3 separate regions of the Mus musculus genome follow, and regions 2 and 3 are each linked to region 1. The links are chromatin loops, found by intact Hi-C in ENCODE. Cell type or tissue: left cerebral cortex. All regions are shown on one strand. Links, peaks and the distances in the headings refer to the core of each region. The heading gives the core; the rest is flanking DNA. Region 1 overlaps Tnrc6b (trinucleotide repeat containing 6b). Region 2 overlaps Tnrc6b (trinucleotide repeat containing 6b). Region 3 overlaps Tnrc6b (trinucleotide repeat containing 6b).

Region 1 (9,874 bases), core at 1,988-6,987:
TTGAGAAGCACTGATCAAGGGTGTGTTCTCAATAAGAAGGCAGGGAGAGCTGGAAACAAATCTCACTCCATATCTCCCAGTGCAGCTTAAGACTGCTTAGGTCCATGGTCCTTGTGTTTGCAGACTTTGAAGGCTCTGTCCCATGTTACAGAAACAATAAGAGACACGTTCTGTATAAATTCTTGATTTGATTTATTATTGCTCTCATATTTTAAAAGAATTTTTAGAATTTTGATTCTGAAATTCTTTGGCTAAAAGCAACTGATTTAATTGATAATAATCTAGGACTTTTGCTGGATTCTTTTGCTGCTGTTTTGTTCTGCTTGTTTGTTGTGAGTCAGGGTCTTCCCATTGCCTGTTCTGACTTTGAACTCTGTGATCCTGAAATTGGCCTTTAATCCCTTCTTCCTTTTAGGTGCTAGTATTACTTTTGTGCTTTAGCACAGTGAGTGCCTTAATTTTTCTTTAGTTGATTTTTAATATTTTGTATTTTCCCTACATCCATTAAATTAAATCTCTTTCCCTTCATAATTTCTGACAGGACTGTGTAGCTATGTAACTCCAGCTGGCTTTTAGATCTTTTTATTTCTCTCTGCTGCAGATATGTGCTGTAGGTAATAGTTATTGAATCCAGGGTCTCGTGTGTGCTAGGCACTAGCTTCTTTTTAAAATTATTATATTACTTTTTATGTGTATGGGTGTTTTGCCTCCATGTACATCTGTGAATCATGTATGGAAGCCAGAAAAAGGTGTGGGACCATCTGGAACTGGAGTTGCAAATGGCTGTGAGCTGTCCTGTAGGTGCTAGGACTCAAGTCGAGGCCCTCTGGAAAAGCAGCAACTGCTCTTAACCACTGATCCGTTTCTTCAGTGCCAAGCCCCAGCTTCTCGACTCTGTGGACTGTGGTCTTGTATACCTGAATGGGAGGGTTGTAAAAATACTGGGCAGAGGTAAAACATTTCTGTATGCAGAATGACTAAAAATTGATTCAAAAATCAAATGCATAATGAATGTGACGTGCTTGCAGCAGCCCTCACCTATGCCCATCATAGGGCTTCCCTGTAGCCCTGCTGCTGAACACACAGCACATGCACTTTGCACTACACAGGCTTTCACACAGTACAGTGCCAGCAGATGTTGCCTGAAACACCTTGGCTCAGACTCAAGACTATTGTATGTTCTGATGGCAGTGTTTTTCCTTTCATACAAACTGTTGAACTCTTATAGGAACATAATGGTTTAATTATGGAAAACAAAGACTTAGCATTATCTTCCTATGTCATTCTTCAGCATTAACTATAAATTGGTGTATCTCTGGATTGTATTGTTAGATTTTAAAGATTGCTGTTTAAGTCGCTGTTAATAATATATATCTTTGAATGAATTTTGGCTTGAATTAGAAGAGAATTCTAAGAGTTTCTAAAATGGCCCTAAATGCATCTCTGCCATTTTGTACTATGTGTCTATGAGAAGCAGTATTCTCAGTGTTGGTGATTATAAAATCAAAATATTGATCAGCTCTGAAAATATTAAAGGTTCCCCATGTCCTGCAGTATCAAATATTTAGGCAAGATTTAATTCATGTAAAAATAAGTAAGCACACGAATCTCATTAGTATGAGTATTTATTTTTATAATAAACAGCGATGTTACAATTATACCAAAGAATTATTTTAAAATATTTTTCATGATCTATTATCAATCATTTTATTTGCATACTTTTTATTTCTTATGGGTGTGTTGATGCACGTGCCAGTGGATGTGGAGGCTAGTGGCCGGCCTCTACTGGTCAGGTGCTGTTTTCACATGGGTGATTATGGATGGCGAATTACTGACAGACAGAACTCTCCTCTCAGCCCTTTTTTGTTTTGTTTTGTTTTGTTTTGTTTTTTGAGACAGAGTTCATGTAACACAGGCTGGCCTCAGATTCATTGTGTTGCCAGAGGCTGGCCTTGAACTCCTGAATGTTGGAATTATAGGTGTTCCCCACCAGCATATGTTCTATATAACAATATATCTGTAGACCTAGGTTGTATAAACATTGGTCAGGTGAGAAGAAAGGTTATAAGAGGGAACAGTGGAAGAAGCTCTATGTCGTAGTAAATAAGACAGGAAACAGATTTAGAGATCTGTATAAGAATACTGTACCTCGGAGGATAGAGACAGCAGACTAATAATTTGTGACCATCACAAATTGAAACAAGGTGGCTGTGTAGTCGGGTTTTCACTTATTGAGCACATTAAGGTTTCTGTAACTCATCTGGAAGGTACTGGAAGGATAGAAATAGACTAATGTTCTGAGTTTCCAGCCTGGGAGTCTCCTGCCTCTGCCTGAATCTGCTGTCAGTCCAGGTCTCTGCACCCTTCTCAGTGCAGTGCGGACAGTGGAAGCCCTTTACACCACAGAGCATCCGAACTGCCAGACTGACTGGGCAGTGTCTCTGCTTGCCCGGAAGCAGCTCCTTTCCTGTTCTTTTCTGAGTGGAAAAGTGGAGGGGCATAGCGTAAAGGCATTAAAAGCCAGAAAGACAAAACACTTAGCGTTTCGATGGATTTAACAGATTCTTTTGCAAGGCAAGCCTGCCTTTAGAGCCCTTGGTTCTCTGCTGACTGGCCACTCAGCCTAGTTTGTTTGGGAGAAGCACCTTGGCCAGCTTACTATTTCTGCTTCTTTATGTCTGGAAAGAATCCTTAAAATAGATAGAATGGATAGGGATTCCTGGAGATTTCTGGCATTCATTCCCCTAAAGTACTTATATTTGTTTGTTATTTCTGTTTAGCCCAGCTCTTCTGAGTAGAGCGCTAGGTGATTTCATTGATAAATTCATTCAGCTGCTATTTGGAGTTCAGTGTAACACCTTACTGAAGATGGGGAAGACAGTTGAATGTTTTTAGGGAAAGACCAACATTAAGCAGTTTCTGTCATAAAACGAAACACTGCAGTAATAAAATGTGTACTAGGAATTTAGCAAGAAGGCCTGGCTTGGAATGGGAGGCTCAAAAGATGCTTGCTTGCCGGGCGTGCCTTTAATCCCAGCACTTGGGAGGCAGAGGCAGGCGGATTTCTGAGTTCGAGGCCAGCCTGGTCTACAGAGTGAGTTCCAGGACAGCCAGGACTATACAGAGAAACCCTGTCTCGAAAAACCAAAAAAAAAAAAAAAAAAAAAAGACGCTTGCTTGTTTTGGTAGTGAGTGACTTTTTGGGGCAGGGTCACATGGTATCTCTGGCTTACCTGGAACTTGCTATACGTAGAACAGAGATCCATCTGCTCCTTATACTGGGATTAGCAGCGTGCACCACCACTCCTGCCTGGTGACTAACTGAACCAGAATAAAATGAACAGAGCCAGGAAGGCAAAGAAACCAGGGTCAGTAGTTTGAGCACTGGCTACTTTTGCAGAGGACCTGTGTCCAATTCCCAGAACCCATAACTACAGCAGCTCACAACTGTCTGTAATTCCAATTCCAGGGGATCCATCATACTCACACAGACAAATGCAGGCAAAACACTTATATGTACATAACAAAAAAATTTTTACGGAAGAAAGAAACAAATAAACTAAGGTATCATGACTTCCCATCTCCACTGCACACCTGCCAAAACAGAGACGGGGTGGGGGTGGGGCTGGGATGAGGATTGGGGGCTGGATTTATACTTCAAGCCCAGTGAAGATGTCTCTGAGGAGGAGGGACTAGGGCCGCAGGAAGGCTTTAATTGAGTGCCTAGTCTCTGAGCGCCTTCCTCAGCAGAGAAGGGATTAAAGATGACTCAGAGCTGCCCAGCCTGGAGGAATCCAGTGGTGAAGCCCTGGCTTAGTCTTTACTTAGGTTTGGGGGAGAGGCTACGGAGTGCTGTACTCACACAATAGGCGCCAAGTTCAGGCTCTCCCGCTCTCCCTTTGCTGAGCGTTCAGATATCAGGTGCTGCTTAACCTCCCTGAACTGACACACAGTTTATGAGTGGGTAGAGTAACTTCCTGTCTTTTTGTGTATTTTAGAGGTAGCTAGAAATCAGCTGTGTCCTGTTTCGTTTTAATTTAAAAACTAAATTCTCTTTTTGTTTAGGTAAAGCTTTGTTTAAGCCCCCTTTTAAAGAGCAGTTTGCCAGTCTGTTCTTGCCCAAACATCTAGAGAATAACTAGCAAGGAAGCCAAAATCAGATCCAGGATCTGCAAGCATCGTTAGCAACTGAGCATATTTCTATAAACCAATAAAGGTTTTTCTATTTTGTTCATCTGTTACCCTTATGGTGTTGCCGCTTTCACATGCAGTATCTGTAGGCGGGAGTATAAGTAACAGCATAGCACAAATGAAAGCCGGTGGAAAGGGGCTGCTTTCGCTTTAAGGCAGCTTCGACTCCAGCTCCCTCCCCTTTCCTGATTGACAAACCTACCCGAAGTCACGTGATCCGCCTCTATTTGAAGGTCACAAAAAGCTGCTTCCTTTAGAGACAGAGGGGGAGAGAGAGAGCAGGAGGGAGAGTGAGCGAGAGAGTTAGTTCAAGCCAAAATGGCCGACAGAGTCTCTGCTGGTTTCTGAATATTTAAAATACAAAATACAGATAGACAAAAAGAATTCATTTTTTGGACCTTTTTTCATTTCCATTTCTACCTTGTATGCCTCAATTTGCTGGATTTAAGCACTGCTGCACTTTATGAGGTTGGTAAATATTTTCAATTTTTAAAAACCAATTGATTTATATGGATCGTGTCTAACCGTTTGCACTAGTGGTGTTGCAAATCGACATTTCTCTAGCATGGAGACTGGCTTCAGACAGTTGGCGAATCTGTAAATCATACTCGGGATGTACTTTTGGTTCAGCATTTTAGAAATGGAAAAGACTTGGTAAAATATTTAAATTTTGAAGTAATTTAATTGCACTTTTAGTTTATATGTAGCTTTTTATCGTTTCTATCGTGCAAATAAACGAAGCTGTGAGTAATTGAAATTTGATATTTAGAAAGAGGTTTTTTTAAAAACACAAGCCTCTCCCTCCCCCCCTTAAATCTGCTGCAAAAATTTGCATAAATATAAATGGGTTTGCATTCTTTCCGCTGCTAAGGCCGACAAAGGATCAGGGAGGACTAGCCCTAGAATGGGAAAGCTTCTCTCTCTCTCTCTCTCTCTCTCTCTCTCTCTCTCTCTCTCTCTCTCTCTCTCTCTCTCTCTCGCAGACCAGGCTATCCTTCCTGGAGCTGTGAAGAGCCTAGAGTGAGATACATTTTAAAATAGGGCCAGCGGGTTACTGAACACACCAGGTTTGGGGTTCTAAATTCCCCTTCTTGAAATGCAGGCAGTATGTGGCTCACCCCTCTCTTCTGCGCGCGCTCCTTTGCACTGGGTCCCAGTGTGTGTTCTCAAATGTGCAGCCAGATGCGCTTTTATTTTGATCGTGGCTTCAACCAAATGGTAGGACTGTCTTGTAAACACGATTATTTTAAAGATATAAATGGCTCTTTACTCTGTTTAGAAATTGTTTCTTTACCAGTTCTTCGTGTACATTGGTCTCCATTTCACATGAAATAAAATATTTTGTTTAATGTTAGATTTTCAATACCAGCTGAGTGTTCGATGTGTGCCTTTTGGACATATATTTGTTGTAAAGTGGTCATTTGGGATCATAAAATCGAGTGTCTGTGTGATTGTTAGTAACCCTGAAAGTGCGGTTCCTCAAGTTAAATTCCATTACTCCTAATGCAGGATTCTTGAAGCCTGCGAGCAGGCTGGAAAGAAAGCCGAAAACTTGCTTTCTCAGGGCCGCCTCCCCCTATCATTGTGAGAGTGTGATGTAATGCCTCTCGCTCTGTGTGCTGAAAAGACTGTAGTTTGTGATGTGGCGGGTAAATTACCCCCACCCCTGACAAAACCCCTCCCCCTCCCCCGGCAGATCCTTGGCTCTGAGAAGCCTTGTTTTCTTTCCTCTCTTCTCCTAATTTGTGTCCCCTTTGATTTGTGCTGTGGCATATTGGCAAGAGAAAGATACCATTCTTCTAAGTCTGCTACAAAGTATAGTTTAGAAAAGACATTTAAAATATGCAAACGGTCATATCCCCATTAAATGTGTAGACTTGGATTAAAGCTAATTAAGCATAAATGGAATAATTTTGATCAGAAGGGGTTTTTGGGGTTTTTTTTTGTTGTTGTTTCCCTTTTAATTAATCTAATTATGATATGCTAACCAGCTGGGCCTTAAAGTGTTCAAAAAATAAAATGGGGAAACTGCTGGACCAATTTGAAAATTTTGACAGTGTGGAAGAGGGTGTGTAGTGCTTTCAAAAGCTTTATTCACTGTTAAAATGGGTTGGCCTCTCGTGCTGAAAATGGCCTGTTTCTTTGGGCCAATTGTGTGTAGATGAAGGGACTTTTCACGCTAATTTAACAAAAAGACTTTCCATTTGAATACGTAAGGATAATTAGTCTTCTGTCTCAGAAGAGCCATCATTTTATTATTTTTTAAAGTAATGTTGTTGTTATATTAGTAATGGCTATAAGCAGAGAAGTGCCTGGAGTGCTAAAGGATTCCATGTAAATTTTATGGTGACATAAATTCAGCTTTTGTGTGAGAGGAATTGGTAACATTACATTAAACAGGAAGACACACTTGACCCTGAAATATCTTTACAGTTTGGATTAGTAGAATTCACCTCAGTGACAGGAAGGGTTGCATTGTGCTGGGTCTGAGGAAAATTAGAGCTGGTTCTTGTTGTTGTTTTCTCTGAAAATGAAAGCAGTCATTTGGAGCGTCACTTGCTGGGTGATTCATTTTACCCCTGTTTCCTAAGTTGTGGCTGAAGATGAGAAAAAACTCAGCTTGCCATGTTTTGCCTTCTGCTGCTTTTTGTGGACTGTAAACACGTGAATGGCAGGTTTATTCCCTCTTGCAGAGAGGAGCCAGAGCAGTGCCCGCTCCCCTGGGCAGAGAGGAGAATGATATTAAGCATATTAGCAGAATGCCATCAGAGGCACCGACAGGGTATAGTGGGGACCCTTTCCCAGAGACAGTGCAGAGGTGAGATAAACAAGACCCACTCTCTTGAAGGGTGAGCATGGTGCTCTGGGGAGGTTTTAAAGCTCAGCTGCCATTTTGGGTCCAAGTTTTTTCGGAGCCAATTCTTACTCTCACCAAATTGTGATAATTCAGAGCAAATAAATGAGTAGCACACGAGTGCGCAAATGACTAAGTACTACATCCCTGTGTCTTTAAGGTTTCCTGCTCATAGTATGAATTGTCGGGTTAAAAACTTTAAAGATGTGTTTGGTATGAGGAGCAAACCCCAGTTGTATTAGAACTCAAATATTGTGGTTATATGTTTTAAATGACACGATGTACGCAGAGGAAGGGTCTCACTAGAAAAAGTAAACATAATTCTTAAGCCCCACCTCCATTCATTTGTCTCCTTATGCTACTTGTGGCCTGAAACTGTAAGTCATTCTCCTCTCCTCTCCTCTCCTCTCCTCTCCTCTCCTCTCCTCTCCTCTCCTCTCCTCTCCTCTCCTCTCCTCTCCTCTCCTCTCCTCTCTTCTCTCCCCCCCCTCTTTCTCTCAAGAGATGTCTTAGGCTCACCACTGAACCATCACAGCCTTTGATAATGTTTATCAGAAGTTTGTCTGGCCTTCCATCTGGTCTGCACAAAGCCTTGGCTTCTTTGATAGATGTGCAAATGTAGCTGAGTGGCCTTTTGCTATTTGCTATCACTGCTAGGACAGTCCTTTAAAAAAGAAACTTCTGGAAATTGAAGCCAAGACTTCTCCAACTCTGTCTTTACCAGATGCTGAAATGTGAGCAGGTCAGGGCTTACCGTGTAGGCTGAACAGTAATAGTGATGGAATAACCCTCACCCCACAGACTACCCAGGACTGAGAAGTTGAGAGAAATTTATCTTTTATAGGGGTGAATTTACTTTGGTTAAGTGACACAGGTGACTATAGACCATCCTTTGTTCCTCTCTACTAGTAAGGTTACTAAACCTGGTTGTATGTGGAGCATTCAGAGCAAGCACCTGGCCACAGAGATGCCCCAAGTGTTTTCATTGAGAGCCCTTATCTGGAGAACTCAAATAATCACTCCCCTTTGTTAGTTTTTAGTCATCATTTAGATATTAGACTTTAAGTGGAATTTACTATTTCAAGATGGGATCTTTGAGCATTGGTTAAGAGGTAACACCATAAGCTAATTGTTTCCTAGTATAGTATTGTTCCTGGGTTTAGTCTAATCCCCCTTGTCTCACCTCCTTCTTATGATTAGACCACAGAGTGGCTGGAGAGAATTGAAGTCACTTGGCCTAAAGAGGGATTTAACCCATGTTTATGTTGAGGGTTAAATGTTCTCTTCCTTCTTTTATTTATTTATTTCTTCAGCAATCATTCATTATATTCTGATGTACATGCTAAGAGAATCTAAGAATTTTGACCCACTATTCACTCTGAACAGCCAGCCACTTGGTTTTTGTGGGAATACTCGATATCTGGTGACTGTGGTGACTAATAAATAGCCTTGGGTTGTGTATAGGACGAAATTCTATAATTTCCTTTACTGATAATCTGGGGTTGAATAGTAATTTTTTTTTCTGATAGTCCTAGAGCAGTGGACTTCGTAATGCTGCAATCCTTTAATACAGTTCCTCATGTTGTGGTAACCCCCAACCACAAAATTAGTTTATTGCTACTTCATAACTGTAATTTTGTTGCCATTAAGAATTGTAATGTAAATAACTGTGTTTTCAGATGATCTTAGGTGACCTCAGTGAAAAGGTTATTTGAGACACACATACTCTCACACACACACACACACACACACACACACACACACACACACACCCCGGAGGGATCTCATCCCACAGGTTGACAACTGCTGTTCTAGAGGTTTTCATTTAAGGTTTGACATGGTAATCTTTCCCCTTTGTTTTCAATAGCCCTGCAGAATCTCTTTAAACCTTTAGAGTTATCTCTGAGAGCCTTAGGACCTCAGTTGCCTTCCTAGTTACTCTGTAACATTCCTTGCTTTTACTTTTTAAATTCCCCTTAATCATTTCACTGAGTATAATTACATACTACTTGTGGATGGAACCCTATACACAAATTAACCTTTTCCAGAACAGTAAGTATAGAGAAACCTGCCTCCTGTTCTGTTCCCAGGGCTTGAACCAAGAGGAAGCACTCATGATTAAATGGATCTGAGTGCAGGGCACAATGGCACAGAGGTAAGGTAGGAGGAGCGAAGGTTTAGAGGCAGCTGCTGTAGCATCCTCATGGAGACAGATTCTGGCTTGGTTTTTGTTTGTTTACTTGTTATTGTAATTATTTGAGCTAGACCTAGTGTAAGGGTCGCTCTTCCTGTATAAAATGGGGAGAGTAGGTTGCTGTGAAGTACAAGAACATGCTGTGTGACAGCAGGTACCTAATCTTGTTGCTTTCACCTAAACAGAATCTACCTTAGTTGAGAGACCAGAAAGGCATTTTTATAAAAACAGGGTGACAGTCTGAGGCCCAGGCTGACCAGGAACTTGGGATAGCCTTCCTGCCATGGCCTCCACAGTGCATGGATTCCAGGTGTGAGACATCATGGCCCAAATAAACCAGAAGACTCTTAGAGCCTGAGAAGGCTCTGGTCTTCCTGTGACCCCCAGGGTCGTGAAGGAGTAGAGGACAGGAACAGGCTGGTGCCTTTTTACTTTTCATAAACCCCCAGAGGCCCACACTTTCATCTTATTTTCTCCTCCTCTATCTTAAGGTAATCTGTTACTTATATTTTATTGATAGACTGCATTTATTTATTTATTTATTTATTTAGAGACAGGGTCTAACTATACAGCTCTTGCTGACTTGGAACTTGTTGTGTAGATCAGTCTGGCCTTAAACTCAAAGATCTGCCTTC
Region 2 (9,874 bases), core at 4,557-9,556, 72 kb after region 1:
TAAAATCTTAGTTATGACATAAAGAAGTACTTTCTTTAATAAAGCATTCATAAAATTTTGTTCAAATTTTGCCCAGTTCAGTCTAACCACTCTGCTTTATGGCATACATTTTGATGATGACAGCAGATTTCAGTTGAACTTTGGGATTGCTATCTGATTTACCCTTAACCAAACAAAACCCTGTTAGGAGAGATGACTGTCTCTACCGAGTAAGTGAGTAACTGAGTCACACGGGCTTGGTTTGAGATCTCTGTTTGCAACTGAAATTCATGATGAGTCCCTCAGGCTTTTTAGGTTTGCTCTCAGAAGTACTTGAGTTCATACTCAGGAGGGGTTTTTGTATTTATGGTGAATTGAGTTTCTGGCCACATCTATTTGACTTTCTAAAATTAGAGCAATCAAAATGGCTAACAACATTTCCAATACAGGGTCTATATCATTTAGGGAGTGGAATGGTGGTGGCTGTTGTTGTTTTAATTTAGATTTCCTCCAAATCCTAGGTGTGTGAGTATGGCTGAACAGCTCAAGAAGGATGTCTGAATTGACTCCCAGCTGTTTTGGGATTTCAACTAAGCCTGCGTATACTGACAACTTAGATTGCCTGAGTTAGTAAAATTAAAATGATTGTACAATACAGTACTGAACTAAAAAGCAAATTTTATTTATTTATGTCTGTTATTTCTTTTGCAGGTCACGGAACAAAAAACCAAAGGTAAGATTTCCCTTCTCTGTGTGTAGACTTCACAGTGCTGCTGACTCAGCCTGTGTCCACTCAGGAGAGTGGGTGTGCAGTAATCACGGTGGGTTGTCTGCAGTCACTGCAGAGCAGGAATGACAGACTAAAAGCACTTGGAACTGTGTTTCTAGTTGGCCTTACATTTTTAGGAAACAAAAGATTAAATACTTTGTTTTAAAAGTGTGTGAATCATGATTTTGATTAGTAGAACAGTAACAAATTATCAACTAGTTTCAGATGGAAATTACAAGAGCACTTCCCAGTCTTGGTCCATGGGATACATTATGCATTTTGTCTGAAAATGGAATGTCACATCTAGAATGTTCACACTCTACAGCCTGGAGTGTTCGTTTTTAAAAGATGCCAGATTTTGAATAAGTTAACTCTGCTTGAAAAACTGGAGTGTTACCAAGAGAAGCAAGTGACCCTTAGGTCTTTCTCAGTGTAATAGTTAGTCTGTTCTGTGGTTCTTTCTGCTTTCCTGGTTTTGTTATGTAGTTTATTTGATAATGGTCACTTTGAGTTAACAGGCCTTAAGAGTGGGAGATAGAATTCCTTTAGATAATACTTATATTGAGCACCTTAATATGTGGTTCTCAATTAGGTATATATTAGAATAATATACAGAGTTGTCAGAGTGCACAAGCCCAGGCTGCTGCCAGACCTTGACGAGAGGACACATGACATGAAAACCTTTGCCCTGTATTTAAAAAGAAAAAAAAATCAGATAAGAATAATAGAGCCTTGGACTTGATTCGGGTCCTTCTAATGATGAGTTTGGTTTTGATTTGGTCAGTTTGACAACAGGCCAAAGCATGTCATTCGGTGATAGATCGAAGGATCAGTAAAGGCAGGCAGTCTTCATAGATGTTTCATCTCTGATAGCTTTCTTAGGAAATAAAATTACGAAAATAAATTGTTAGATGATTACACATTAGTGTATTATTGTATTTCTACTCAAAGGTATTTCAAAGAAGATTGTGCCCCGGGACTTTGTAGTGATTTTAAACTGAGAAATTGTTGTTATAATTATCTTAATTGGTTTGGAGGAGAGTGTTCTTCTCTTGTCCAGTTCAGCCAGTTCACAACCCACAAGTAGGCTTTCTTTTAGGAAAGTCCCAGCAAATTCATTCTTTTCTAAGCCTATTTAGAAATAGACTATGCAAATGGACTTGGAACTAAATATTTACAGGAGTTTGTGTGTATGCGCGTGTGGACACATGTATGAGTACACATACCAGAGAAAGATAGAGACAAACAGAATTTCAGTATCTAGCTATAGCTAATCTGAACCTCTTGGTGTTGACCTTACAGTGATCATCCTGTCTCTGCTGCCTGCGGACTGGAGTTACGGGCATGTGCTACTGGCCTATTAAAGGACTCTTGGGTGGGAAAATTGGTGTTTTCTTGACAAGGCAGGCTCTGTGTTGGTACAACATGGAGACCATGGTAGAATTTGGGGTCCTAAGCCTGGCTACTTAAGTCATGACCAGTGGTGTTTCCATCAGAAAACAAAGTTCATTAGACATTCTTTCTCAAATAAAATAAATTCCACATCTGTTCTCAAACAAATTAGTCTATCTTATACCAAAGTCTGTGAGAGAGAGAGAGAGAGAGAGAGAGAGAGAGAGAGAGAGAGAGAGAGAGAGAGAGAAGAAGGAAGGAAGGAAAGAAAGAGAAATCAAGCTTTCCTTTCTGTGCACTGCTTTCTACTTTGGTCATTTTCATGTCCATTGTAGATGAAATTCACTTCCCTGTCTCCTTACTCTTCCTACTCCCTCCATCAGAAAATCAAGTCAGATAATCCTAAAGGAGCTGAGGGTGTATGTAGCTCAGGTCTCCAAGGAGAAGACAGGAATTTAAAAGAAGAAAAAGCATATACATATTTATAATTTGAGGTGTGTTATACTCACCAGCCTTGAGGTTTATTTTTTTTCTTGGTCAAATCTTTGTCTATTGGGCATTCTCCTCCTCATTCTTTTCCCTGAACTGACATTTCTGGTCATGTCCTCTCCCCAGCAATAGTTATCTTCCTTAAGAGATCTCCCCTTAACTATGAATCTACTCTTTCCCCAGCAGAGAAAAAAGAAAAGACTGTGTTGGTGCCAAGTCTTGGGTTATACAAGGACTGAAGTAAGATTTTTCTGTATTTCAGAAAAGCAGTAGATTGGTTATATGTTCTTCCTTTATCTTCCACCATTACAAACAGTATGGTGATATCTTAGTTAGGATTTTTATCGCTGTAACAAAACGCCATAACCAAAAAGCAAGTTGACGAGGAAAGACTTTATTCAGCTTACACGTCCATATTCATCACTCACACAGGGCAGGAACCTAGAGTCAAGAGCTGATGTAGAGGCCATGAAGGGGTGCTGCTTACTGGCTTGCTCCTCATAGCTTGCTTAGCCTACCTGATACAACCCAGGACCACCAGCCCAGGGATGGCCCCACCCACAATAGGCTGGGCCCTCTCCCAATGATCACTAATTGAGGAAATGCCTTACAGCTGGATCTCATGGAGCCATTTCCTCACTGAGGTTCCATCTTCTCCAGCTTGTGTCAAGTTGACACAAAACCAGCCAGTGCAGGTCAGAATTCCAGAGAGGAAAGTAGGATGGAGATGGGGGTAAGGGTTTCAACTGGAAGTTCTATGAGCATGCACGGTGCCTACTACTCAGTTAAAAGGAAGAATAGGGACTTAGGCAAAAGTTTAGATTCTCTTTTATGGATATTAGGCAGAAGCAAAAATGGTTTCCAGAATCATGCAATAGCATGATGAAACTTAACGGGGGGGGGGGGGGGGGGAGTTAAGCTAACGTTAAAAAGCCCCAATTACACAAACTACATAATAGCAGAATTTGGCCATTGCAGTTTAGCCTTGTTGACGAGTGCTATAGGATAATGGTTGGCTTAATGAAAGCTATCAGTATGCAATGAAATGACTAAATACTAATGTGACCTTTAGTTGCTAGAAAGTATCCAGGGTGAGAATTACAGGTCTGTAATAGACATCAGTATGGAAGGGGACCACGCACGGATTGGGTCATGTCAGCCAAGGAATTTATCATTTCAGACAGGTTTAAATACATGGGTTGTGTAGCTTTCATGTCTTCCTAACTGGGGATCCTCAGATGGGGCTCTGGTAGCTAGAATTGAACATGTCCACAGGAAATACCCACTTTGTTTTTGTTTTCAGTGAGGCTTACTTTGACCCCAAAAATACCAACTCTGAGTCAAAGAAGTGGGAAAACTTGCAGCTCAGTGGATCAGTTTTTAGATACTATGGTTCAAAGCATTAAATCATAGCCTTGCCCCATACTTCATTGGCTCACATTGGAAGGAAAGCATTTCCCATCAGCATGTCTGGGATTGTAAGTCATTTTACTACACTAGCTTCTGAGCTTATTCCAAGAAACATACATAGTGAGTGGATGACAGTGGCTCAGATAATTTAGCCTACCTGCAGGGCCCCTACACTAGAGGAGTTTGTGTGTTCTAATAGGTGGGGACATTTGGTTGGAAATGGAACCAGGGCCAGTGAGATGAATCAGTGGTGAAAGTTCCCGCCATTCAAGCTTGAGGGTCTAGGTTTGATCCCTAGGTTTATGATGGAAGGAGAAAGCAAACTCAGAGGTTGTCCTCTGACGTCTACTCGCTTTGTGGCATGTACATGCCTATATGATCTCTCTCACATCAATATTGTATACACATACAAATAAATAGGGCAGTAGAGAAAGCTGGTATCTGTGAGATGAATGAGTATGAGCTGTCATAAAGCATGCACGGAGACAAACGAGCACAGAGTTTTCCTGTGGGAGGGAAGGAGAATGGACAGCCTGGATAGAACTGCTGATAAAGAGGAGGGAGGCGAGTTCGGCTCTGGGGTCCTGGGGAGTCGTGTGAGTGTGGGTGAGGACAGATGTCCTAAATAGCTCTACCAAGCTGAGTGATGCCTTCATTGTGCTATGAGATAATGGAGCTTAGGGCTGGGGAACAAGTTTGAGGGGAAGGGAAAGGATAAAAGAGACCCAAGGTGGAGATAATGGTTTGGCAAACAATTACCAATAGTGAAAGCCTTTGAAGAAGTTTGTTCCCAAGTAACTCAATGTTAGCAGTAGGCAGGCCCCACAAATGATTAAATTTTAAATGATTAAGTGTGTAATTTTCTAAAAAGTAGACATAAACTCAATGCCAGGTGTGGTGACTTGTACCTGTTATCCCACCCAGCACTTGAGAGACTCAGCTGGGAAGATGGTTATGAGTTGGAAACTGGTCTAAATAAAACTTCAGAATAAAACCCTGTTTCGCGTGTGGTATGTACATCCATAGTAGCTAATGGCCAAATTAGCTGCTATTTTGGAGTTGTAACTAAAAGGATGTTTAAAAGCAGAAGCTGTGGGGCTGGTGAGATGGCTCAGTGGGTAAGAGCACCCGACTGCTCTTCCAAAGGTCCAGAGTTCAAATCCCAGAAACCACATGGTGGCTCACAACCATCCGTAATGAGATCTGATGCCCTCTTCTGGTGTGTCTGAGGACAGCTACAGTGTACTTACATATAATAAATAATAAATCTTTAAAAAAAAAAAAAAAGCAGAAGCCGCTAATGTCCTACACACCAAATCTGACCTGCTTATTTTTATGCTACCTGTAAGCAAAAAGAGCAAAAAGAATTCTTTAGGTTTGTTTGTTTGCTTGTTTTGTTTTTGTTTTTGTTTTTTAGTATTTTAAAGAACAGTGTCTGAGAATATAAAATTGCTGGCTCACTGTCCTTAAGTAAAGTCTTGAACCACAGCCGCTTTCTATGGCTGCTTTCACTCTCCTAGTACCCAGTTGATTTGTTGAAACCGAAACCTTATGTCCATTGAGTGCTAAACATCCACTGTTTAACCCTTGCTCCACAGTGTGGAGGACCCCAAAGGGAATGAGGGAAGACTGAAGAGCTAGGCAGAGTGAATCTCAGAAGAACCAGTAGTCAGGGGCTGCAGGCATGACGGCCAGTGCCAGATGCCCTCTAGGCTGGCAGTGAAGACATTGGTGACTGCAGGAGGGAGATGGTGAGTGCAGAAGCCAGTGTGTGAGTAGAAGGTGAAGAAGTAGAGACAGTGGTAGGCAGCACTGAGAATCACATAATATGGGCTAGTCACCTGTGCATAGGTCAGTCTTTGAGATTTCTAAGTTGTCATCCTAAAATAGTATATTTCCTAAGGTTTTAACTGGTTTTGCTTAGTTTTAGTTTTGGTTTTCTAGTACTGGGGATTGAATCTAGAGCCTCTTGCTCACCACAGAACTATATCCCTAGCCCTCTTACAAGTATATGTAGATGAAAAGGGTGTGTGCGTGTGTGTTTGGTCCCATTAAGATAAAGGAACCTTCCAGTCTGGGCCAGTGCCCTGAGCAGACCCTGAGTGAGAGCTCCGTAGCCAGTCCCACAACACCCAGAGGAGGCCCCACTCCCAGGTGCTCTAACATGCCCAGGATCACAGACTAACAGGATCCCAAGAGCTTGGTCACACCAGGATCTCAGGATCACAGAGACAGCTGAACTGGAACCACAGGAAGGACAGGCTTCAGTCAGATATAACAAGGGCAGGTAGCACTAGAGATATCAGATGGCGGGAGGCAAGCACAAGAACGTAAGCAACAGAAACCAAGGTTACTTGGCATCATCAGAACCCAATTCTCCCACCAAAGCAAGTCCTGGATACACCATCACACTGGAAAAACAAGATATGGATCTAAAATCACTTCTCATGATGGTGATAGAGGACTTTAAGAAGGACATAATGACTCCCTTAAAGAGCTACAGGAGAACACAGGTAAACAGCTAGAAGCCCTTAAAGAGGAAACAACAACAACAAAAATCCCTTAAAGAATTACAGGAAAACACAAACAGGCAAAGGAAATGAACAAAACCATCCAAGATCTCAAAGTGGTAATAAAAACAATAAAGAAATCACAAAGGGAGACAACCCTGGAGTTAGAAAATCTAGGAAAGGGGCTGGAGAGATGGCTTAGCAGTTAAGAGCACTGACTGCTCTTCTAAAGGTCTTAAGTTCAAATCCCAGCAACCACATGCTGGCTCACAACCATCCATAATGAAATCTGATGCCCTCTTCTGGTGTGTCTGAAAACAGCTACAGTGTACTTACATATAATAAATAAATAAATTATAATAAATAAATAAATCTTTTAAAAAAGAAAACCTAGGAAAGAGATTAGGAGTCATAGATGCAAACATTACCAACAGAATACAAGAGATAGAAAAGAGAATCTTAGGTGCAAAAGATACCATAGAAAACATTGACACAATAGTCAAAATACAAAAAGCAAAAGGCCCCTAACCCAAAACATCCAGGAAATTCAAGACACAATGAGACGAGGAAACCTAAGGATAATAGGTATAGAAGAGAGCAAAAATTTCCAACTTAAACGGCCAGTAAATATCTTCAACAAAATTATAGATGAAAACTTCCCTAACCTAAATAAAGATATGCCCATGAACATACAAAAAGCCTACAGAACTCCAAATAGAATGGACCAGTAAAGAAATTCCTCCTGTTACATAATAATCAAAACACCAAATGCACAAAACAAAGAAAGAATATTAAAAGCGAAAAAGTGAAAAAGAACAAGTAACATATAAAAGCAGACCTATCAGAACTATACCAGACTTCTCACCAGAGACTATGAAAGCTAGAAGATCCTGGGCAGAAGTCATACAGACCCTAAGAGAACAAAATGCCAACCCAGACTACTATGTCCAGCAAAATTCTCAATTATCATAGACAAAAAAAAAAAACAAACAAGATATTCTATGACAAAACCAAATTTACACAATATCTTTCCATAGATCTAGCCCTACAAAGGATAATAGATAGAAAACACCAATACAAGGAGGGAAACTGCACCCTAGAAAAAGCAAGAAAGTATCTGCTTTCAACAAACCCAAAAGAAGATAGCCACACAAACATAATTCCACCTCTGACAACAAAAATAACAGGAAGTAACAATCACTTTTCTTTAATATCTCTTAACTATCTTTAATATCTCTTTAATATCAATGGACTCAATTCCCCAATAAAATGACATAGACTAACAGACTGAATATGTAAACAGGACCAAGCATTTTGCTGCGTACAGGAAATGCACCTCGGTGACAAAGACAGACACTACCTCAGAGTAAAAGGTTGAAGAACAATTTTCCAAGCAAATTGTTCTAAGAAACAAGCTGGAGTAGCCATTCTAATATTGAATAAAATCAACTTTCAACCAAAAGTTATCAAAAAAGTTAAGGAAGGACATTTCATACTGGTCAAAGGAAAAATTTACCAAGATGAACTCTCAAATCTGAACATCTATGCTCCAAATGCAAGGGCATCCACATTCATAAAAGAAACTTTTCTAAAGCTCAAAGCACACATCACACCCTCACACAATAATAGTGGGAGACTTCAACACCCAACTCTCAGCAATGGACAGATCATAGAAACAGAAACTAAACAGAGACACAGTGAAATTAACAGAAGTTATGAACCAAATGGATCTAACAGTTATTTATAGAACATTTCATCCAAAAGCAAAAGAATATACCTTCTGCTCAGCACATCATGGTACTTTCTCCAAAATTGGCCATAGAATTGGTCATAAAACAGGCCTCAACAGATACAAGAACATGGAATTAATCCCATGCACCCAATCAGATCACCACATACTAAGGCTGGTCTTAAATACCAACAAAAACAACAGAAAACACACATACACATGGAAGCTGAACATTGCTCTCTCTACTCAATGATAACTTGGTAAAGGAAGAAATTAAGAGAGAAATTAAAGGCTTTTTAAAATTTAATGAAAATGAAGACTCATCATACCAAACGTATGGAACACAGTGAAAGCAGTGGTAAAAGGAAAACTCATATCTCTAAGTGCGTTCAAAAAGAAAAAGAAAAGAAACAAGAGAGCTTATACTAGCAGCTTGACAGCACACCTGAAAGCGCTAGAACGATGGCTCAGCGGTTAAGAGCACTGACTAGTCTTCCAGAGGTCCTGAGTTCAAATCCCAGCAACCACATGGTGGCTCACAACCATCTGTAATGAGATCTGATGCCCTCTTCTGGTGTGTCTGAAGACAGCTGCAGTGTACTTACATATACTAAATAATTTTTTGTTTTAAGAGCTCTATAACAAAAAGAAGCAAATACACCCAAGAGGAGTAGAGGTTAGGAACAAAGTCAGGGGTGAAATTAACCAAATAGAAACAAAAAGAACTATATAAAGAATCAACAAAACCAGGAGCTGGTTCTTTGAGAAAATCAACAAGATAAGGTAAACCCTTAGCCAGACTATCCAGAGAGCACAGAGACAGTACCCAAATTAATAAAATCAGAAATGAAAAGGGAGATATAGCAATGAAATATATCTTAATTATTGTTTGTTGAATATTAACAGTTGAAAATATTAAAATCATGTTCTACAAACAAGAAACAATAATAAAAAATTACAAAAATAAAAACATTTGAAGTCATTTTACAAAACAAGCTGAAGGACCTGGTAGCTTGTAATGGTCCTGTGCTGTGCAGTTGTTTGGTCTCCTGCACAAATGTAGAAGCTTGCCAAGTTCAGACACTTCTTAAAGAACACTTTTCCTGAAGAAGAACAAAAAAACAAAACTGGCACCTTGCTTCCACTTTCAGAAATGAGGACAATTAGAAGTTGAAAAGCAAAGTAAGAGAGTGTAGAAGTATGGTGGAAGTTAACAGAGTGGGAGTGGGAAAGCCTGAGTCAATAGTGTAGCTTTTAAAGGTGCTTGAGTAGAAATTAGAAAATAGGACACATCGTATTTTACAGTGTTTTCATTTCCTGTGAGACAGAGACTGTTTATTTTAAAGCATAGATTTTGGTTTTGTTTGTTTTCTTTTGTTTTGTTGTTGTTGGTTTGGTGGGATTGAATACAGGGGTCAGAAGCCAGGCAGCCACACCACTCCCTAAAACCTACATAGATTCTCTCTGGCCAAGACACTGAGGCCTTGAGGCTTTTGAACCAAATAAACACAGTTTGATGGCTAAAGTAACTCTTTTTAGAGGTATTTATGCTTCAGCCTACAAATCATTAACACTGAAAAGAGAGGCGTAAAAGGC
Region 3 (9,874 bases), core at 457-5,456, 78 kb after region 1:
GCTCTTACCTAACAGTTGCTTTATCTCCAGTAGGTGTCAAGAGTCTTGCTTGCCTTTAAGGTGTTTTATGTTCACATTTATTTATTATGTGTGTATGTGTGGTCAGAAGACAACTTGGCAATAGTCATTTCTCTCATTCCAGCATTTTTAGGGATTTTAGGCTTGGTTGAAAGCACCTATATCTAGTGAGCCATCTTGCTGTTTCTTGTTTGCTTAAAGTTCATAGAGAAGTATAATAAAGAAAAAAACCAAGAAGCCTCTGGCCGGGCACTCCAACACAGTTAGCTTCTCTAACAAAGCCCCAGAATTTTCAGCACCTGATCCACCTGATCTAGATCCACCACCGTGTCAGAAGAAAGGTAGTGGAGCTGTGTTCTCCTTGCCATATCCGTCCTGTCTTTGATATGACTGGGAGAAAATGCCACAACGGGTTGTACAAGGATTCTGGCACAATGTACAGCACCGACCAGAGTTTGGGGTTGAAGCAGGTGTGTGTATTATAAAGTTAGTCAGAGAGTTTACTCTCATTAGACTGTGGTGTCACCGTCTTATTTAAGAAAGAGTGTTAAGGCATGTGGCCAACTTTACATAGAGTGCCTAACTCATTTGTAGAAGGGCAACATCACAAACTAGCTAGGAAGATTCCACCCAGCTTTATTCTCATAAGAGAAAAGACAATTAGTAAATGACATGTGGAATATTCCAGAAACAAATATTTACTAGTTATTTGTCCATCATCTGCTATGTGTTCTGCAGACAGTACTATGTTAATATTAGACAATGACTGGTTTAAGTCTTTATTCTGCTCGTCATCACATTACAGTCATCACCCTTTTACTGGGAGGCCAGTACTGTCTTGTGATTGGCTAAGAATAGACGACATATGAGTTGCCTGGAAGTTACTTGAGCCAACTATTCTTTTCTCCTGTCACTCACAGTATTCAGTAGTGGCCAGTGGTGGCTAGTCTGGGCCCCTGTTTTCTGATGATGTATCTCTCTCCTCATAAAGGAGGCAGTTAAATGGCAACATGCTGGCCCAGCATCATTTCAGCAGTCAAAGCAATACTGCTACCAGAGTTGTTTGGCAGGAATTCGGGCCTCAGATTATTCCTGTAGTATTGCCAGTCTCAGTGTGCTGGGCAGATTTTCTTGGGAGGAATGGATGATTTTTTTTTTCATGAAAGTATTCAAAATTATTGTTCAAGCATAAGTACTGAGTTTATAATAGAGAAACACACGGTGGTAGTCTTTTGCTAAGATGGTGACAGGAAGTAGAGAGCAGGAACCTCTGCAGGCAGGGTGAGGTGGGGAGCAGCAGGTCCCCCAGGGTGTAGTGATTTCAGGATAGCTGTGCACATTTCTGTACTATTTGACATTTTATATCGATGAAAGAGCTAAGGCAGATATCTTATAAGTAAAAGCTAAACGATTCCTCATATTTTTGTTATGTAAACAGTCACAGACAAACCTTTGTGTCCAAGTGGCTAGAGCAACCAAAGTCCTGTGGAATATTGTGATTCTCTAGGCCTGTAGTCCTCTGTGGGAGCCAGTTCTGTGTGTGTTCTAAAGGGAGCAGATTGAACGGTAGTTTCTGTTCTCGAGGAGCTTAAGGCCAATGAGAGAGAGGTCTGTAAGTAGAGACTTTAACTATATTCAGTATGTTGTGAGAACATGTGCTTCTTGTGCCTAGGCAGGAACTTGAGAAAGAGTTCCCAAAGGACTTCAATGAAATACGATGATTGTCTATAAAGTAGCTCAGAGAGTAAAGACACCTGCTGCAAAAGCTGACAGCCTATGTCCCAGACCCGCACATTAGAAAGAGCCACCTCCCCCAGGCTGTCCTACCCCAGCATGTGTACACAGGACAAAAAAGTAAATACAGAACCTGCTGTGGTGCCTGTAATCCTAGCACTTGAGATGCAGAGGCAGGCGGATCTCTGAGTTGGAGGGCAGCCAGAACTACATAAAGAAACCCTGTCTTGGTGAAAGAAGAAAAAAGTAAATGTAAATAAATACTTTTTTTTTTTTTAATTAAGAAATTAGAGGAAGGGAACGTCCTCTGCGCCTTGAGTACTTGGCTACAACCATCAAGGATTTGGTGCAGTGAGCGGTGGTGGCTTATTTTCCCCATTTAAATAAGACATGCTATTTTTGATTATTAATCAGTCACCTGTTACCACCACCACTCCTACCCTAGTAAAGTGAACATTCTACAGGAATTTTAAAAAGCCTGTCCTTTGAGAACAAAATGTAAGCTTTCTTAAAAACAGACTTTTAATTTAAAAGACTTTCCCAATTCCTGTCTTTCAGTGCCCGAAGTGACGAAACCAAGTTTAAGCCAACCAACGGCCGCCAGCCCAATTGGCAGCTCTCCATCGCCACCAGTCAATGGTGGCAACAATGCCAAAAGGGTGGCAGTGCCGAACGGACAACCGCCAAGCGCCGCCCGCTACATGCCTCGGGAGGTGCCACCGCGATTCCGTTGCCAGCAGGACCATAAAGTGTTACTAAAACGTGGGCAGCCCCCTCCACCGTCCTGCATGCTCCTCGGGGGTGGGGCGGGGCCTCCTCCCTGCACAGCACCTGGAGCAAACCCCAACAACAACGCACAAGTGACAGGAGCGCTGCTGCAGAGTGAGAGTGGGACTGCACCAGGTAAGCCCCCAGCAGGAGAGCGATCCTTTGTTTTGTTTCCTGGTATCAATTGTTAATGCAGAGATAGTACCGCACAGCAGATGGGAGAGGGCCCCAACATAAAATTTGCATGGACCCTTCTCTAAGCTGGGTTGTGCTGTCTTGACATGAAAGCATAGATTGTGTCATTCCTCAGCTGTGTTCTGGAAGTGAGACTGGCATGGGGCTTTTTCTAAATCTTCCAGAATCCTATGCTTCCAGAATGGTCGCTTAAGATGTTGTATTGTATAGATTCTTCAGAGAATACCAGATGATACTAATACCATTCTATTAGTTTTTTGGGGTTTTTTTGTTTTTTTGTTTGTTTGTTTGTTTGTTTGTTTTGTTTTTTTTTTTTTTTGTTTTTGTTTTTTCGAGACAGAGTTTCTCTGTGTAGCCCTGGCTATCTTGGAACTCACTTTGTAGAACAGGCTGGCCTCGAACTCAGAAATCCACCTGTCTCTGCCTACCAAGTGCAGGGATTAAAGGCGTTTTTAAACTAGGGTTTTTGTTTTTTTTTAAATTAGTGTTTAACTTTAGAACCCTGGATTTTGAACGGTGCTAGACATTGCAATATACACATGAGGGAGTTTGCTTAAGAAGTTTCATTAGAAGTCTTGAGAGTTTTTTCTGTCTTATCTTTTGAAACAGGATCTCAGGTATAGCCTAGGTTAGTGTCAGGCCCATGATCCTCCTGCCTCAGGTTTGTGAGATCATGTGCCACCAAGAGTTTAAGTAGCAAAGAGTTTCCAGTCCCTTTTTAAAAACTAATGTGCCTTTTTAGGTTCTATTAAAACTTTGAGCTTAAGCTAGAGAGCTAGAGAGAGATGAACAGGCAAAGGTGGTGACCACCAGACTTGATGCCTGAGCCCCACCCATAGCGGAAAGAAAGGACTGACTCCCAGAAGTTGTCCTCTGACCTCCTTATGTACCGCATAGCACACATACAAATAAGTAAAAAACAAATTTTAAAGAAAAACAACTAGACTTTGAATATCATCAAGCATAGGAAAGACCAGCATAGTCTCGAGGTGTTAGGATTCTGTGCTTCCTCATTTTATATGTGTTGTTTTTAATGTGTATTAATTAAAAATTGGTTAATGCAGAAATTAGAAAATTTTTTCATTAAAACACATTATTTTCCCCTCATATACACTAGATATGCTAATTTTTTTAACTCTATGCTGTGCAGTACTGATTTATCATATTTAATCCCCTTGGGAGTCTAAGCCTATCCGATGCATACTCCAGTATCTCAGGAGCTAGCTAAGGGACATTCAGAGAAGGCTTACTGAGCAGAATGCACCGGCCAGTCTGTGGAATTCACACGTTAGCAAGATAGGCTCACAGTGAAAAGCACAGTGTGGGGAAGGAAGGACGGGAACAGAGGCTACCATTTGAGGAAATAGCTCCGACAGTTCCTAGCGACAGACAGTTTTTCAGTTGACAAGCTCAGAAGTAGCTGCCTAGATAAAGTGGCACTTGAGGTATGTCTAAAAAGATGAATATATTTCACTGTGTGGAGTTGGGGAGAAAACGGCAGGTGCCAGTCTTGAATGGTGCCCAGAGTAAGACTGTAGACATCTTTGTAGAAAGTTATAACAGGTAGAACTGGGAAGACTGGTTGGCCTTAGGTCATAGAACATCTTAATGAAGCTAACCAACGGGTTTTGTTTTTCTGTGCACTAGGGAATTGTTAAACACTCTCAGAGAGCAGTAATGGAACCAAAGGGGTATTTTAGAAAAACCGCTCCAGCCTTGAGTGTTAGAATAGATTAAAGAAACATAGCATGGCTTGTTGCATTTTCTCAGGATACAAGAAGGTCCTTCTGTTTCAGTAAGAATGGCAAATAGGTAGCTTTGAGAGTGGATACAGAGTTGGATGTTGCACATGCAGCACTAGCTAGTGACAAAGAGGAAACTCTAGCATCTCCTCACAGGCCTGATGACCTAAATTTTAGTCCCTAAGACTCATATGGTAGAAGGAGAACAAATTGTCCTCTGACCTCCACACTGGCACTATGGCATGGGATACACAGTTAGATACTGTACTAAAATCACTCAAGAAAATCAACTAGGTAAACAAGCTAGTCTAGGGGATGCACTAAGCTTTCCAGAAGCAGTCAGAGCCCCAGGTGTTGATGATACGGATGTACAGCTGTGGTTAACAGATTATCTCTTTCCCAGAGTCAACCCTTGGAGGTGCTGCTGCTTCAAATTATGCAAATTCCACTTGGGGCCCGGGAGCCTCCTCCAACAGCGGCGCCTCCCCCAACCCAATTCACATCTGGGACAAGGTGATTGTAGACGGGTCTGACATGGAAGAGTGGCCTTGTATTGCCAGCAAAGACACTGAATCTTCTTCCGAAAACACCACCGATAACAACAGTGCCTCGAACCCTGGCTCTGAGAAGAGCAGTCTGCCAGGAAGCACCACTAGTAACAAAGGCAAAGGGAGCCAATGCCAGGCTGCAAGTTCTGGGAACGAATGTAATCTTGGGGTCTGGAAATCTGACCCCAAGGCTAAGTCTGTTCAACCTCCCAACTCTACTTCAGATAGCAACAATGGACTAGGAAACTGGAGGAGCACGAGTGGTCAGGATAGAATTGGACCTGGCTCTGGCTTCAGCAACTTTAACCCAAATAGCAACCCATCTGCCTGGCCAGCATTGGTCCAAGAAGGGACTTCTAGAAAAGGGGCATTGGAAACAGAAAGTAGTAGTTCCAGTGCACAAGTTAGCACAGTAGGTCAGGCATCCAGGGAACAGCAGTCAAAGATGGAAAATGCGGGTGTTAATTTTGTTGTCTCTGGCAGAGAACAGGCTCAAATTCATAACACTGATGGACCAAAAAATGGAAACACTAACTCCTTGAACTTAAGTTCACCAAACCCCATGGAAAATAAGGGAATGCCCTTTGGAATGGGCTTGGGGAACACCTCCAGGAGCACTGATGCCCCTTCACAAAGCACTGGAGATCGAAAGACTGGGAGTGTTGGGTCTTGGGGTGCAGCTAGGGGGCCTTCTGGAACTGACACAGTCTCTGGACAAAGCAATTCTGGAAATAATGGGAACAATGGAAAAGACAGAGAGGACTCCTGGAAAGGAGCTTCTGTTCCAAAACCAACTGGGTCAAAAAGTGACTCTTGGGACAACAATAACAGGTCTACGGGTGGGTCCTGGAACTTTGGCCCTCAGGACAATAATGACAACAAATGGGGTGAAGGGAACAAAATGACATCTGGGGTCTCTCAGGGAGAATGGAAACAGCCGACTGGGTCTGATGAGTTGAAAATTGGAGAATGGAGTGGTCCAAACCAACCAAATTCTAGCACTGGAGCATGGGACAATCAAAAGGGCCACCCCCTCCCTGAAAACCAAGGCAATGCCCAGGCTCCCTGTTGGGGAAGATCTTCCAGCTCCGCAGGAAGTGAAGTTGGAGGTCAAAGCACTGGAAGCAACCACAAAGCAGGAAGTAGTGACAGTCATAATTCTGGTCGTCGGTCATATAGGCCCACGCATCCTGATTGCCAGGCTGTCTTGCAGACTCTTTTGAGCCGGACTGATTTGGACCCTAGGGTGCTCTCAAACACTGGCTGGGGCCAAACTCAAATTAAGCAGGACACAGTGTGGGATATTGAAGAGGTGCCAAGGCCTGAGGGGAAATCTGACAAAGGAACTGAGGGGTGGGAGAGCGCTGCCACACAGACCAAGAACTCAGGGGGCTGGGGAGATGCACCCAGCCAAAGCAATCAAATGAAGTCTGGATGGGGGGAGCTCTCAGCCTCGACAGAGTGGAAAGACCCCAAGAGCACAGGAGGCTGGAATGACTATAAGAACAACAACTCTTCTAACTGGGGAGGAGGCCGAGCAGATGAAAAGACACCTTCCTCTTGGAATGAGAGTTCTTGTAAGGATCAGGGGTGGGGAGGTGGGCGCCAACCCAACCAAGGATGGACTTCTGGGAAGAATGGTTGGGGCGAGGAGGTGGATCAAGTGAAAAATAATAATTGGGAAAGTTCTGCCAATAAGCCTGTGTCTGGGTGGGGTGAAGGAGGACAGAATGAAATTGGAACTTGGGGTAATGGTGGGAATACAAACCTAGCATCAAAAGGTGGGTGGGAAGATTGCAAAAGATCCCCTGCATGGAATGAGACAGGCAGACAGCCCAATTCCTGGAATAAACAACACCAACAGCAGCAGCAGCCACCGCCACCACAGCCAGAGGCTTCTGGTTCATGGGGAGGCCCACCCCCGCCACCTCAAGGCAATGTTCGACCTTCTAATTCCAACTGGAGCAGTGGACCCCAGCCTACAACCCCTAAGGATGATGAACCCAGTGGTTGGGAGGAGCCATCCCCACAGTCAATTAGTCGGAAAATGGACATTGATGATGGCACTTCAGCTTGGGGAGACCCTAACAGTTATAACTACAAGAATGTGAACCTTTGGGATAAGAATTCTCAAGGGGGCCCAGCACCTCGAGAACCAAACCTGCCTACCCCAATGACCGGGAAATCAGCATCAGGTAGGTACCAACTCTTTTCTCATAGGTCCTAGTGAAATAAAAGAAATCCTGGTCTACACCCTATCTGTCAAGGTGCATCTATTTAACTTACTCTGAGAATCGTTCCTCCAGTTCCAGCTTTCTTGCTCTGAGAACCTTTCTGTGGTGCACTGGAGATGGCACCTGCTCTCATACATTACAGTGTCATTTCTTGGTACAAGGAAAAGATGATAACACTCTTGGTAGCCGTAATTATTTTTCTGCAATTATATTGGCCTGTATAATTTTTAAAATAACAACAACAACAAAAAAAAAAGTCACCAAATAAGCTTATGTCTTGCAGAACAAACTACTCTAGGTTTAAAAATAAAGAACCAAGGTAGAAAAAGACTGGCTTTCTTTCCTTCCTGGCTCTACCTATGAAACAGCCGCCTCCCCTTGTGCTTCTCTTTCTCTGCAAAGGAGAGCACTCTGGTGTTCTTCCTGAGACTGTCACAACGCTGTATCCAGCTGGTATCTGGACAGTTGGGGTCTCCAAACTTATTTTATTTTTCTAGAGTTAGGGCTGAAACCCAGAGATTTGAGCATGCTAAGCAAGTGCTCTAACTCAGGCTACATTCCCACCTCGTTCCAAGTGACTTCATTGTTGACTGTAGCAGGCAGTATGCGTACAAAGATGTTCTAAGGACAGTCAGATACCCAAAAGTCAACTGTTACAACAGTGCTTAATTCTCTTCTCAGTTTGGCATAAATGTCCCTGTAAAAAAGACTCACCAATTAAGAAAATGCACCTTTCAGGGTTATTAGATTATTTTTGGTTTTATTTAAAATTAATCATAATGTTAAGTTTTCCAGCATTCAAAGTAGAATAATTAGGAACACTAATTAATGTGCAAAGTGACTGTTTTTAACTAGCTCTTTTTTTTTAGTATTTAAAAAAAAAGTGAGGACAAAAATAGAGGCTACTCTTAACTGCTTATCCAGAGTCACACTTCCTCGTGCTTTAAGATCCTGTGTTCAGAGAAAACTCTCCAAACTGTACAGGAAAGCAAAGGACAGTGGATGAGCCTCCAGCCTCTGGGGCTTCCCACTGTAATGCGTGGAAGTTTGTTTCCTTCATAAGCCTTGCTCTTATGGATCACAGATATACCTAAGCTTTAAATCTTCTTAACAGGGAAGGCTTATACTTCTGCAATGTTCATCTTACCTTTTTTTTTCTCAGCTTTTTTAGTGGGGAAGAGTCAGGGAGCCTGAAAGTGGATCCCAGGGCCTTTCCCTGGTAGGCAGGCAGTAGTCCTGTAGCTCTGTCATCTTTCTTTTCATATATATTACACTTTCTGTAGCACAGACAGTTCTTTTGCTTAATTGTTTCATATGGAGCTCATTTTATGAACTCAATTTTGTCTGTCTCCTCTGGTAGATATTTAAGTTATACTTTATCCACACTTGATATGCTCCATCTCCTTCTGATATTGAAATTGATTCCATTTTTTTTCTAGAGTAATACAGTGACTACTGCTGTACATATAATTTCATTACTTCAGTACATTTTTTTAGGGTAAATTTTCCTGGCAGTGAGTTTACTGGGTCAGAAGTCATGTACATTGGAACTTTGGAAAGTGACTTAACCAAATGCTCTCCATGAAGATTGAATTTGTTTCTCCCAAGAAAGTATAACTGTGCCTGCCTCCTTCACTCCACTGGATCTTAAGTAAAGTATTCAATGGATCCTTAAAGACACACATTTCTTTTTTGCAGTCTGGAGCAAAAGCACACCACCTGCTCCAGATAATGGGACTTCAGCCTGGGGTGAGCCAAATGAAAGCAGTCCTGGGTGGGGTGAAATGGATGATGCAGGAGCATCAACCACAGGCTGGGGAAACACACCTGCCAACGCTCCCAATGCCATGAAACCCAGTAAGTAGACTTGGTTTGCAAGTGGCAACTTGTCTCATAGGCCTGGTCATTGGAAGTAGTACAGAGAAAAGCCACTCCCAGCTCCCTACTCTACATGAAGGCAAATCCAGATCCATACAGTATTTTTGGAGGGAAATGAATGTTTTCTTGCAAGTTTCATAGTAACAATATTTGTTAAAAGGGTGTGGTAGTAGAACCGACTGGAGACTGGTCTCCAGCGCCTTCCTCTCTAGTTGTCCTATCTGTCTTTTCTTCTCCATCTGCCCTCTACATTTTTCCTCCTTTCTTATCAAAGCCACATCTAGGATCCTTCTCAGTACCTAATGCATTTCAAATACGTTTATGGACCTAATAAGCTTCAAGTTTCCATTGCCTTGTGGGGGTTTTTTGTTGGTTGGTTGGTTGGTTGGTTTTTTAAGACAGAGTCTTTCTGTGTAGCCTTGGCCGTCCTAGAACCAAGCTGGCCTCGAACTCAGAGATCCAAGTCCAAGGATTAACAGGCATGTACTGCTGCCATCCGGTGGCCTTGTGGTTTTTAATTCCCATTTTTATTTCTGCTTCATCCCAACCAAGGTAGACCGTTGTGTTTTGGTCATACCTACTTGAAATGCCTGCATTTTGGAGTCTAAAGAAAGACTTGACACTCAGCTGCCATGCTCACTAAGGGCAACCATTTTCTTATCAATGAAATGCAACATTCATATTCACTCATTCACATAGACACAATTTTTGTTGAAATAGTCTGAATAGTGTCTGAAATAGTTGATACTGGCCTCAG

Evidence for each region. A loop is a pair of places that touch in the nucleus more often than their neighbours do. Peaks named below come from ENCODE experiments on the same cell type or tissue, not always from the same donor. Only the 100,000 strongest peaks of a DNase experiment are listed, where the experiment ranks them.
Region 2: it touches region 1 in a loop (2.3-fold over the local background); 8 of 42 quality-filtered maps call a loop at or near these places.
Region 3: a loop joins it to region 1, with 2.0 times the contacts of the local background. A loop is called at or near these places in 6 of 42 quality-filtered maps.

Annotation. Positions count from the first base shown.
Region 1 is chr15:80,794,146-80,804,019 of GRCm38, forward strand. The region is part of intron 4 of Tnrc6b (trinucleotide repeat containing 6b); the gene reads left to right. Among named protein-coding and RNA genes, the nearest start is that of Tnrc6b, 88 kb to the left of the region's middle. In left cerebral cortex, for the core only: a CTCF peak has its summit at 4,488; DNase peaks (open chromatin) are centred at 3,824, 4,401, 5,065, 5,327 and 2 more places; H3K4me3 peaks cover 3,283 bases; H3K27ac peaks cover 3,054 bases.
Region 2 is chr15:80,863,695-80,873,568 of GRCm38, forward strand. It overlaps Tnrc6b (trinucleotide repeat containing 6b), which reads left to right. Exons shown (of 25, transcript NM_144812.3): 6 at 691-712. Among named protein-coding and RNA genes, the nearest start is that of Mir5113, 71 kb to the right of the region's middle. In left cerebral cortex, for the core only: CTCF peaks have their summits at 6,885 (motif pointing left) and 8,868 (motif pointing left); no DNase peak of the experiment used is centred there.
Region 3 is chr15:80,874,007-80,883,880 of GRCm38, forward strand. Tnrc6b (trinucleotide repeat containing 6b) reads left to right here. Exons shown (of 25, transcript NM_144812.3): 7 at 2,311-2,655; 8 at 4,861-7,200; 9 at 8,938-9,096. Among named protein-coding and RNA genes, the nearest start is that of Mir5113, 61 kb to the right of the region's middle. In left cerebral cortex, for the core only: a CTCF peak has its summit at 2,421; DNase peaks (open chromatin) are centred at 1,069 and 2,465.